2 separate regions of the Mus musculus genome follow, and region 2 is linked to region 1. Evidence: chromatin loops called from intact Hi-C (ENCODE). Cell type or tissue: left cerebral cortex. All regions are shown on one strand. Links, peaks and the distances in the headings refer to the core of each region. The heading gives the core; the rest is flanking DNA. Region 1 has its middle 5.6 kb from the start of Cyp3a57. Region 2 has its middle 12 kb from the start of Cyp3a59.

Region 1 (6,519 bases), core at 1,326-3,825:
ATATATGGTTATCTATGCTTAGGCAATAGGTCGCTGGCCACTCAGCTCTTATATCTCACGAGGCTAGACTCATTGCACGAGATAGAGTGAGTGTGCTTCAGCAGCCCGAGAGAGTTGCAAGGCTAAGCACTGCAATGGAAAGGCTCTGCGGCATATATGAGCCTATTCTAGGGAGACATGTCATCTTTCATGAAGGTTCAGTGTCCTAGTTCCCTTCCCCCAGGCAAAACGACACGGGAGCAGGTCAGGGTTGCTCTGGGTAAAAGCCTGTGAGCCTAAGAGCTAATCCTGTACATGGTTCCTTTACCTACACACTGGGGATTTGACCTCTATCTCCACTCTCATTAATATGGGTGGCCTATTTGCTCTTATTAATAGAAAAGGGGGAACTGTGGGAAGCCGCCCCCACATTCGCCGTCACAAGATGGCGCTGACATCCTGTGTTCTAAGTTGGTAAACAAATAGTCTGCGCATGAGCCAAGGGTATTTACGACTACTTGTACTCTGTTTTTCCCGTGAACGTCAGCTCGGCCATGGGCTGCAGCCAATCAGGGAGTGATGCGTCCTAGGCAATTGTTGTTCTCTTTAAAGAGGAAAGGGGTTTCGTTTTCTCTCTCTCTTGCTTCGCTCTCTCTTGCTTCTTACACTCTGGCCCCATAAGATGTAAGCAATAAAGCTTTGCCGTAGAAGATTCTGGTTGTTGTGTTCTTCCTGGCCGGTCGTGAGAACGCGTCGAATAACAGGGCACTTATAATAAAACAATATTAAAAGAAAGCACACAAAACCCTCTATCGACTATAGCAAGGACAAAACTGGACCACATCCGTGTTATGGAATGCCAAGGACCTCCAGGAGACCAGTTTCCATGAAACTTTTTGCCTCAGGACTATGGCCAAGCATTTGTCCTTGTCATTCAGACTCCACTGGAGTGGGTGTGGCAAGATGTTAAAACTTTACTTGGAGATGAAGAAAGATGAATCAACATTAATGCTCTGTTTATTAAAGTATTGCTGGGGGGCACATAACATAAACAATCAGCAATTGACTATAGCAGCTTCCTCTACTTTCTGTGAAACTATTCATCCCTCATCAATTAATTTGCATCCTCCTTGTGAACATCCAACAAAGGCTTAAGTCCTCCTATGGTGAGCTTAATGTGAGGACTTAGCCAATTAACATCTCCTGGAAGCTTTTGAAAATAATTTGAAGTGAGTAAATCATGTTTTCTTTCTTGAATTTTCTGTCCCACAATTTTCTAGGATATAATTGAGGCCCCAAATATTGAAAAAGATATTGCCTTTAAATCTTTTCTGGAGCAACAACTACTCCCCAAAAATTTAAAGCTCATTGTATAAGAGCAAAGGTTTGTAGTAAAATTCCCTGTCAGAAGGATTAGCTAATAAAATATACATGTAATGAATAATATACACTGAAAGATTCAAAGTCCTAACTTCTTGTATTGAAGAAGAGACAAAAATTATTTTACATAATGTAAGGCTACTAGCCATTCCTAGAGGCAAAACTTTCCAATGATTACAAGCTCACTAGAAGCAAACCCTTTAAAATTATTAGGATGCTAAGAAAAATAAAACCCTCCAAATCAATAATAATTCTTTATGGAGTAGGCAGGCCAGATTGTAATGCTTCTACAAGTTCCACAGCCTCATAGACTTTTCATAAATCTTAAGTATAAACTTTATTTTGAACAATACCTGGATATATCTGTAATAATGCTGTTTTGGCTTAAAAGTAATTACCCAGAGAAGAGGCGAGGACCCAAAAACTTCCATATGCAGGGTTTTCAAGACAAAAGCAGTGCCACACAAACCTTCCTGTGACCACTCTGAGCTTTGCATTAACTCAAATGTAAATATTTCTTAATTTGAGCCTATTGCCCAATGATTATCCCTCCTGCAGTGAGGACAGATTCCAGGGAGCGATTCTATTGTCTATCTATGCCTCTATTTTTGGACAGTCTTTCCTAAAATGATTTATGCCCATCATAATTAAAGCATTCCTTATAACCTTGGTGCTGTGAAAGCATTGCTTGTACTGTAGTCCCCTGCAAGGCAGCAGCCATAGCAAGACCCTGATTGTATGAGGGCACAATTTCTGTACAAAGGTGAATATATCCAGGTAAGTCTGCCTTTGCTTTGTATGACCAGATGCCCACATTGAGCTGTATTAGCATTCTCATAAGACAATTGTGTAACAAAAGGAACCCCTACTTGGTGATCTCCAAAAAATTCTACTAGTTATTTTTAGTAGCTTATTCACAAACTCCTTGAAAGAATTCATCAGGAGCCCATTGACACCATATAAATTTCCACAGAGATCTCCTATCCAAACTTGGTGGGTTAAATTTTGTCAATTGTCATCTCTCCTGGGGCAGGCTTTTGGATGATGTGGCTGCCTTTGAGTGGTCCCTGCTCCTAGAAGTCACCCCTCACCCATATTCCTGTAAGTGACTCCAAGAAGCACACTGAGTCATCAAGTTGCACTGTGGAGAAATACTTCTGCCATCTGTCCAAGGAGAAGTCTTACAGAACAGCATCCAAAATCAGACTTGCTACTTCCACAATTGGTATCCACCTCTTCTGTGAAAAGCCATTCCATCAGCACTTTCCAGGGAGCACAGCCTCAGGAATAAGTCAGTAGAGCATAATAGTCCTCAGGGGGAATTCATGCCTCAAGAAGGAACCATTTCACATGCTTTGCTCTTTATGCCACTGAATCATAAATAACCCTATGAGTTACTATTATTTAGAACTTTCATATTTTTCAGATGACAAAAATAAATTGTAACGATGCAGAGGATTAGAAAGATTTGAAATTTTTTACTGTTCCTGTAGTTGAGTAAGAATGTGCTGTGCTCCACGTTTGTAATCCCTCTTACTTCAAACATTTGCTAAAACACCCCAGTCTCTTGCTTATCTTAACAAATAGTTCTAAAACAACTGTACTAACTCTAGTTCAATTGCCTGAACATGGGGAGGTGATTTTAGTCCTGATTGCTCTGTGGTCCTCAGAACTAACATGTCTTTATTCCACGTACTTTGATACTGTGAGCTATGGTCAAACTGTCCAAGGTTGCAGACTGGGGGACATAGAAGGGAAGAAGGTGGTGCTGGTAATTAAAACCAACAGCCAAACCAGAACATGTTACAACTCACATAACATCAATGGCAGCCCCTATCTGATATTGCTCTACAATGCTAGCTCATTGTCATAAGCTTCATTGAATATTAAATAACAACTGATCATGTAAGCTTAATGTAATCACACTACTCCAGGTGAATTGAGAAAGGGAATTCAGCTCACTCCAGGAACTCATGCCAAGGAACGGTTTGGGGTCTGGACACTGAAAGTCAAGATCTCTTTAATACTTTCCCCCAGGAAATGGAGATCAAAATTAGAGTCTTAATAAGTAGTTGCTTGGCGTTGGTTCTGCCAGAAATGTGGTTAATATACCCAAGAGACTCCACTGGAGAAAACGGTTTTTTTTTCCTTTGCCAAGGCATATCAATTGTAGATAGTTTCTTGGTTAGAGGTGGGAACCCATGTTGCCTTGTGTGTCACAGTGCTGGAACACCATCTGTCTGGTACCTGTCCCAGAACTGTTCTGTTATTGCCTATGTGCTGCGTAAGTTTTATATCAACTTGCCACAAGATGAAGTCCTCTGAGAGGAGTGAACATCAGATAAAAAATGCCTCCATAATATACAGCTGTAGGGCATTTTCTTAATTAATTATTGCTACAGGACTGCTCAGCCTGTTGTAGGTGGGGCCCATCTCTGAGCTGTTAGTCCTGGGTTCAATAAAAAAGCAGGCTGAGTAAGTCATGTTGAGCAAACCAATAAGCATCATCCCTTCAGGGCTGCATCAGCTCCTGCTTCCATGTTCCTGCCCTGCTTTAGTTCCTGTCTTGACTTCCTTCAATTTTGAACAGTGATATGAAAGTGTAAGCCAAAGAAACCCTTGCCTCCCCAACTTGTTTTTTGGTCATGTTGTTTCATTGAAGCCTTAGAAGCCCTACCTAACACAGACTTTCTTTTTTGTTTGTTTGTTTAAGAGAGGTGAGAGAGAAAATTGAAGTAGGGTGGTGTGGTGGTTTGAATAGGTTTGGCCCATATAGACTCATGTGTTTGAATGTTTGACCCATGTAGAATGGCACTATTAGGAGGTGTGGCCTTGTTGGAGGAAGTGTGTCACTCTGAGGGTGAGTTTTGGGATCTCCTATGCTCACACTCTGCCCAGTATAGAATTAATATCTCCTTCTGCTGCCTTCAGATCAAGAGGTAGAACTCTCAGCTCCTTCTCTGGTACCATGTTAGCCTGGATGCTGCCATGCTTCCTGCCATGATGATAATGGGCTAAACTTGTGAAACTGCAAACCAGCCTCAATTTAATGTTTTTCTTCATAAGAATTGTCATGGTCATTATGTCTTCTTGCAGCAATGAAATCCTAACTAAGACAGGTGAGTAAGAAGGTGGGGAGGAATTGAGGGAGGGGAAAACATAATCAAAATATATTGTAAGAAAATAATTAATAAAAAATTCTTAGGAAAAAAGTAGATGTTTGAGTGTCAAACAACAACCACAAAAACACAAAACAAATTAAAAAGGCCACATACCTCCTGTTTCTTATAGTGCTGGATTGCACATATAGGCCCTGTTAAATAGGAAAATATGACCTCAGCACACACAGAAGCCTTCATTAGATTGGACTTGAATCAGCCTATATCAGGCAGGTGGAGATACTGAAATGGACTCTTCTCAAGTACAGACTGGGAGTGAGAACTCTACTTACCATAAAAGGCAGTTAATGGCTTATTCATAAATTATATCTGTCAAAGAGATGCCCTCTGGGATTGTAAGGGCTGGAGGATGAGGAGGGAGGAATACTGTGAAATGCTGTTTATCAGATAAGCCAGGACCATTGCAATCACAGGCACTCAGCTGAGATGGCTACTGGCACAAGAGCTGCATGTAGAGAAGAACTGGGTTGTGAGAAATGCTGGTCTAGAAGAGTCTGAGGGCTAAAAGGATGACTCTGTTGTTAATAATGCTGGCTGCTTTAGCATAAGTTCAATTCTCAGCATCGACATGGCAGTTTACAACCCTTTGCAATCCCAGCTTCAGGGGATCTAAAGCTCTTATCTGGCCTCTGTGGGCACTACACATATGTGGTGCACAGATATTCATCCAGGCAAGCAGTAATACACATAATATTAAAATAAATATTTATTTTAAACAAAGTCAGTGGAGGTGAGAATGGAGATAAATGAGGGAATTGAAGGATGATGGGGAGAGGATGAACATCAAACATTTAAAAGAAAGAGAGAGAGAGAGAGAGAGAGAGAGAGAGAGAGAGAGAGAGAGAGAGAGAGAGAAAGTGGCAGAGGGATTTGTTGAGAAGAATGGTTTCTGTGGAAAGAAGATGCAAGTTAAAATGGGGTAAAAATGACCAAAGCTTCTTTATATATATGAATGAAATTACCAAAAAATGTTAAAATTAGATCTTGATGCTGAGATGAACCTTTGAAACGTCATAGAAGAAACTGGAGAGGTGGCGCATTAGCTGCTCCTCTGAAGGACCTGGGTTCACTTCCCAGCACCCACTTGATGGGTGTCAATCACCTTTAACTCTAGTTCCAGAGAAAATGCCATGCTCTTCTGGCCTCCACTGGCACCAGGCAAACACATGGTAGATATACATACATACATACATACATACATACATACATACATACATACACACATTCAGGCAAAGCACACATACACACAGAAAAAAACCCCACTCCATACTAAGTTAAAGACACAAGACACAAAGTTTCACGTGGTGTCTCATCTTAATTATTTGAAGAGCACACATAAGCACACAGAGACAGTCACACAGTGTGGGTCAGTGATGGGAGATGGGAGATTCTGGCTGTGCACAGGATTTTGGGAAGCTGTGGTAGGAATGGGGCAGAGACCACGGCTGTCCTAAAGCAGGTGTTCTAAATGCGATAGCTCCACATACTTGAAAATGGTTAATTTTATGTTGTGCTAGTATTAATTCAATATTTTTTTTTATCTCAGTAATATGTGGTAGTACTTGTAAGACCCCACTCTGGGGCATGATAAGGCCAGAAACGCACCCAGGGGCTCTGCTCAGCCTGAAGTTTCCTGATGACTGGTCCAGGGTGGAGCCTTAAAACAGCACCCAAGCTTCAGAGCTGGTTGTATAAACTGATGGCTTTTTAGGAGGAATGAAGATGAAGATGCTAATGTCTAGGGAGTGGCTAGGTGTCCAAAGTGATCCCTATACAAGCCCAAGGACAGAAGTTCAAATCCTCCAAAATGCCATGTGGGCATGGCGACATGTTTGTAATTCCAGCTAGAACAGTAAAGTCAGGGGATCCTCACAACAAGTTCCATAGCAAGACTAACTATATTTGTGAATTCTGGATTTTACCGAGAGACCTTGCCTCAATGAATAAGATAGAAGAGTTTGTGGAGACGACATTATCCTTA
Region 2 (6,519 bases), core at 1,681-4,180, 730 kb after region 1:
ATGCAGGAGCTAGAGATATTACCCAAGGAGCAAAAGGGAACTGCAACCCTATAGGTGGAACAACAATATGAACTAACCAGTACCCTGGAGCTCTTGTCTCTAGCTGCATATGCATCAAAAGATGGCCTAGTCGGCCATCACTGCAAAGAGAGGCCCATTGGACTTGCCAACTTTAGATGCCCCAGTACAGAAGAACGCCAGGGCCAAAAAGGGGGAGTGGGTGGGTAGGGGATTGGGGGGGTGGATATGGGGAACCTTTGGGATAGCATTGAAAATGTAAACGAGGAAAATACCTAATAAAAAAATTTAAAAAAAAAAGATGGCCTAGTCGACCATCACTGTAAAGAGGCCCATTGGACTTGCAAACTTTATATGCCCCAGTACAGGGGAACTCCAGGGCCAAAAAGTTGGAGTGGGTGGGTCGGGGAGTTGGAGGGGGAGGGGTATGGGGAACTTTTGGGATAGCATTGGAAATGTAAAAGAGGAAAATACGTAAAAAAAAAAAATTTTAAATCTGAATGAGGAAAAAAAATCAGTCCAAAAATACATATACACAAATGAATTCAAAGCCTATATCTGACATCTGCAGTGACAGATGTGCCACATGCTTACACCAGCACAGTTCAGGGCTGGGGGTCCCTTCTGGGGTGTCTTGCGTTCCTTTTTTCTCCAGCTCTGGCCAGTACTGTTCGTCTCAATGGAGAGCAAAGGTTAGGACTGTCACTCTTGTTCCTTTGGGAATAAACACTTCAAACATTTCTTACTGACACTCTCAAGCCTGTTGCCAATTGGATTTAATCTGAGGATTTAAGTGACAAGTATGTCCAGATATTCAATCTCTACCAGGGTAACTAGGAGGAAAGAAACAGACTCTGGTAAGTTGAGATTTGGGAACAATTTTAAAATCAGTCTATGCAGTTCAATTTAGGGAAGCTGTGAAGTTGAACTTATATTGATATAAGATAATAGCATGTGCAGAGCATTTTAAGATCACTCATTACTTCTACCTACTCAATGGACTACAGGAGGCATTACCGGTATGGTAATAGTATGGGAATGATTGGTGTGGTCTCCTATCAGGCTTCTTTGTGACATGAGGTGTGATTCATAGATCTTGACAGTCACACTCAAGAGAAATATGCTAAAGTTGCACCAGAGAGACATGTCTTAGATTTTCCTTCTGTTGCTGTGATAAAACTCTGACCAGAGCAAATCAGAAGAGGGCAGGGTTATCTGATGTCCTGGTTAGTTGAGACTGCTGGTCATCCTATGAGGTTGTACACACACACACACACACACACACACACACACACACACACACACACAAATAATTTCTCAAGAAAGACTTTACTGACATGTTGGCTACTAGATTCCATTCCTTTTAAAATTCCTTTATCCTTTAGGTTTATGTGTTTTTGTGTATGAATGCTTCACCTGCATGTATACATGCCTGGAGGACACAGTAGTCTTAATAGGGAGTAGGATCTCCTGGAATTAAGGATGGTCATGAGCTGCTGTGTGGGTGCTGGGAACTGAACTCAGATCCTCTATAAGAGCAACAAACACTATTAACTGCTGAGCTATGCCTCCAGGCCCTCATGTTACTTTTTAAATCAGTATTTTAATTTTTCCACTGGCTTATATTCATTGTACATGACACCAGATCACATAAACACATTTTCACACAAGTGTAAAATAAAGCATGCTTTGGGAATATTTCCTTGTCTTCTCTCTTCTTCTCCTTCTTCTCTCTCATTTCCTCTCTTCTTTCTCCCTCCTCTTCATCCCTCTTTCCCCTGGTCCCTAGACAGTTCCTGTTCAGCTTTCATGTTATATATACCTGTAGTATTTTATGTATCTGAATAAATCTAGGAATTTAAAAGGAAGAATCATTATGTTTGTCTTAGCACCCTAGTCAGATCTTTTTTTATCAGTGAAATGATTTGTGATGACTAAATTTTGTCTGCCTTCCTGTTGAATGTCTTTCTCCACACCAGAGTGTGACTCCTTAAGTACATGTTAGGGATGTGTCCCCCTCTGCTTACCTCCACGTTGTCCATTTTGACTCATTTCTGTGTCACCATAGGTGTTAGAGAGATTTGTGATAAATAAATCAAAGTCTGGAATGAGGCAGAACACCTGTGTCATGCTGTGGATGGTTCCAAAGGCTATTTGGAGAATTTGTTGCTTTTGAGGACTGAACCTCAGCACAGCTATTCTCCCATTGGGAAATTTCTCCCTTCATCTTAATTGTAGTGGTTTGAATATGCTTAGCCAAGGAAGTGGCACTGTTAGGGGATATGGCCTTGTTGGAGTAGGTGTGGCCTTGTTGGAGGAAATATGTCACTGTGTGAGTGGGCTTTGAGAATTTCCTCCTAGTTACCTGCAAGACAGTCTTCTGTTTGCCTTCACAACAGGATGGAGAACTCTCATCTTCTATCATACCATGCCTGCCTGGACACTGCCCTGATTTCTGTTATGATAATGGACTGAACCTCTCAACTTGCAAGCCAGCCCCAATTAAATGTTGTCCCTTATAAGAGTTGCCTTGGCCATGGTTTCTCTTTACAGCAATGGAAACCTAACTAAGGCACCAAATGAGTAACCTATTGGCTGTTTCACACACTTTATAGAAAGGGAACAATTCTATGGGGATTTCATCCACAGCCCTCATGTAGTAGCATACCATAACATGTGGAGGAAAGTTTGAAACATCTAATGTGACATTATTTCCTCTGAACTGAAGCATTTCTTTCTAGAGGGAGGAAGGAGGCTCCTGGGAGTCAGGAAGTAAACACTGTGATAAAGGTCTGTGAGGCTCCTTGCCAAGTCACAGAAGCAATAACACTTGCTGAGGAGAGACCTCTAGAATCAGATACTGCCTCAGGAGACACTGGTCTGTCTAGTACCTGCAAGCCATACACTGTCCCAGGGATGTGGCATGTATGAATCATCATCTCCCCTGGGGTGGGCTTTTGGATGATGTAACTGCCTTTGAGTGGTCCCTGCTCCTAGAAGTCATCCCTTACCCATATTCCTGTAAGTGACTCCAAGAAGCTCACTGGGTCACCAAGTTGCACTGTATAGAAATCTTTCTGCCATCTGTCCAAGGGAAGTCTTACACAGCAGCATCCAAAACCAGACCTGCTACATCCACAATTAATATCCATCTCTTCTGTGAAAAGCCATTCCATCAGCACTTTCCAGGGAGCACAGCCTCAGCAATAAGTCAGTAGAGCATAATAGTCCTCAGGGGGAATTCATGCCTCAAGAAGGAACCATTTCACATGCTTTGCTCTTTATGCCACTAAATCATAAATAACCCTATTAGTTGTTATTATTTAGAATTTTCATTTTTTTCAGATGTCAAGAGTAAATCCTAATGATGCAGAGGATTAGAATGATTTGAAATTTCCTACTATGCTTTTCGCTGTAAGAATGTGCTGCACCCTGAAGATTCTGTAATCTCTCTTACTTTAAGCTTCTGCTCAAACACCCCACTCTCTTGCTTATCGTAACAAACATTTATAAAACAAGGGTTTTAACTCTAACTCACTCACCTGAGCATGGGGAGACAATTTTACTCCTGATTGCTCTGTGGTCCTCGGAACTACCATGTCTTGGTTCCCACATTCTTTGATACTGTGACCTATGTTCAAACTGTCCAAGGTTTCAGACTGGGGAACATGGAAGGGAAGAAGATGGTGCTGGTAATTAAAACCAACAGCCAAACCAGAACATGTTGCAACTCACATAACGTCAATGGCAGCCCCTATCTGATATTGCTCTACAATGCTAGCTCACTGTCATAAACTTCATTGAATATTAAATAACACCTGATCATGTAAGCTTAATGTAATCACACTACGCCAGGTGAATTGAGAAAGGGAATTCAGCTCACTCCGGGAACTCTTGCCAACGAACGGTTTTGGGTCTGGACACTGAAAGTCAAGATCTCTTTAATATTTTTCCCCCAGGAAATAGAGATCAAAATAGAGTCTTAATAAGTAGTTGCTTTACGTTCGCTCAGCCATTGCTGGTCATGGTCCAGTCTGAGATGTGGTTAATATACCCAAGGAGACTCTATCAGAGAAAACTGATTTTTCCTTTGCCAAGGTATATCAATTGCAGATAACTTCTTGGTTAGTGGTTAGAACCCATGTCACCTTGTCCCTCACAGTGCTGGGACACCATCTGTCTGGAACCTGTCCTAGCACTGTTCTTTTATTGCCTGTGTGCTGCATAAGTTTTATATTAACTTGGCACAAGGTAAAGTCCTCTGAGAAGAGTGAACATCAGATAAAAATGCCTCCATAATATCCAGCTGTAGGGCATTTTCTTAATTAATTATTGCTACAGGAGGGCTCAGCCCATTGTAGGTGGGGCCCATCCCTGAGCTGGTAGTCCTGGGTTCTATAAGAAAGCAGGCTGAGCAACTCATGTAGAGAAGCCAGTAAGCATCATCCCTCCAAGACTGAATCAGCTCCTGCCTCCATGTTCCTGCTCTGTTTGAGTTTCTCTCCTGACTTTCTTCAATTGTGAACAGTGATATGAAAGTGTAAGCAAAAGAAAACCTTTCCTCTACAACTTAGTATTTGGTCCTGGTGTTTCATCGAAGCATTAGAAACCTAAGACAGTCTGACTTTTTGGTTGTTTATTTAAGAGAGGTGAGAGAGAAAATTGAAGTAGGGTTGTGTGGTAGTTTGAATAGGTTACAATCAAAATGTATTGTAAGAAAAGAATTAATAAAAATTCTTAGGAAAAAAGTAGATGTTTGAGTGTCAAACAACAACCACAAAACACAAAGCAAATTTAAAAGGCCACATACCTCCTGTTTCTTATAGTGCTGGATTGCACATATAGGCCCTGTTAAATAGGAAAATATGACCTCAGCACACACAGAAGCCTTCATTAGTTTGGACTTGAATCAGCCTTTATCAGGCAGCAACGTAGAGATACTGAAATGGACTCTTCTCAAGTACAGACTGGGAGTGAGAACTCTACTTACCATAAAAGTCAGTTAATGGCTTATTCACAAATTATATCTGTCAAAGAGATGCCCTCTGGGATTGTAAGGGCTGGAGGATGAGGAGGGAGGAATACTGTAAAATGCTGTTTATCAGATAAGCCAGGACCATTGCAATCACAGGCACTCAGCTGAGATGGCTACCAGCATGAGTGCTGCATGTAGAGAAGAACTGGGTTGTGAGAAATGCTGGTCTAGAAGAGTCTGAGGGCTAGAAGGATGACTCTGTTGTTAAGAAGGCTGGATGCTTTAGCAGAAGTTCAATTCTCAGCATCAACATGGCAGTTTACAACCCTTTGTAATCCCAGCTCCAGGGGATCTAAAGCTCTTATCTGGCCTCTGTGGGCACTACACATATGTGGTGAACAGATATTCATCCAGGCAAGCAGTAATAAACATAATATTAAAATAAATCTTTCTTATAAACAAAGTCACTGGGAGTGAGAAAGGAAGTAAATGGGGGAAATGAAGGATGATGGGGAGGGTGAAGGGGTGAGGGTGATCATCAAACATTTAAAAGGAATGGATAGAGATACCAAAGAAACTTGAAAGGGAGGAGAGAAGGAAGATGGAAGAATTATGAACATCCTAAGGATTCAAGGTTGAGATCTTTGTTTAATCATCAACAGAGACAAGTCATGAGGCACTGCCACATGAAAGCATTGGATCCATGTCATCATTAGTGGCTGCTCAACAGCTGCCTTTAGATTCCATTTTAATGTACATTACCCAAGAGAGTCTGTGATAGAGATCTTGACTTCCCAATGCCAGCGTTGGTGTTGTCCCTAGTGTGTAGTTTGGGCAGAGACACAGAGTGAGGACAAACTGAAATTCATGAAGTTCATGTGGTCAGTCCAGTTCTCTGTTTAATATTTAACAAGGGCTATCAAAAGCTGATGGCTCTGTAACAAAACAAAAAATCCTTGTCATCATTCAGATTGCAACATGTTCTATATGGCAGAAAGCTTTAGTCACATGTTATAGTGCCTTGAATAAAAATGGCCTTCATAGGCTCAGGTATTTGAAAACTTGGTCCCCAGGTGTAGTGGTATGAATATGCTTGTTCTATGGGAAGTGACACTATTTGGAGCTATGGCCTTATTAGAAGGGATGTGTGGCCTTGTTAAGGAAGTGTGTCACCATGGAGGAGGGGCTTTAATGTCTCATATATATGCTCAAGTCTGTCCAGTGTGACACAGCCACACTACAGAAGACAGTCTCCTCCTTTCTGCCTTTGGATCAAGATGTAGAAATCTTTACTCTTCCAGCATCAAAGTTGCCTGCACAGTGCCATGCTTCCCACTGTGATAAAGGTGGACTAAACCTCTGAAACAATTAAACATTTGCCTTTATAAGAGTTGCTTAGAGGCAGGCTCATGGACCAGTGACATCCAGAAATTAAGAGTTTTTTGAGACCCGGGAGGTCGTGGACCGCTGCTCCGCAGCTGTCAAAATGCCACAAAATGAATATATTGAATTGCACCGCAAACGAT

What was found. Hi-C counts contacts between places; a loop is a spot of excess contacts. Peaks named below come from ENCODE experiments on the same cell type or tissue, not always from the same donor. Only the 100,000 strongest peaks of a DNase experiment are listed, where the experiment ranks them.
Region 2: a loop joins it to region 1, with 15 times the contacts of the local background. A loop is called at or near these places in 4 of 42 quality-filtered maps.

The regions. Positions count from the first base shown.
Region 1 is chr5:145,336,411-145,342,929 of GRCm38, forward strand. No RefSeq gene overlaps it. Among named protein-coding and RNA genes, the nearest start is that of Cyp3a57, 5.6 kb to the right of the region's middle. In left cerebral cortex, for the core only: no CTCF peak of the experiment used is centred there; DNase peaks (open chromatin) are centred at 2,558 and 2,873; H3K27ac peaks cover 358 bases.
Region 2 is chr5:146,064,427-146,070,945 of GRCm38, forward strand. It overlaps the pseudogene Gm8458. Among named protein-coding and RNA genes, the nearest start is that of Cyp3a59, 12 kb to the right of the region's middle. In left cerebral cortex, for the core only: no CTCF peak of the experiment used is centred there; no DNase peak of the experiment used is centred there.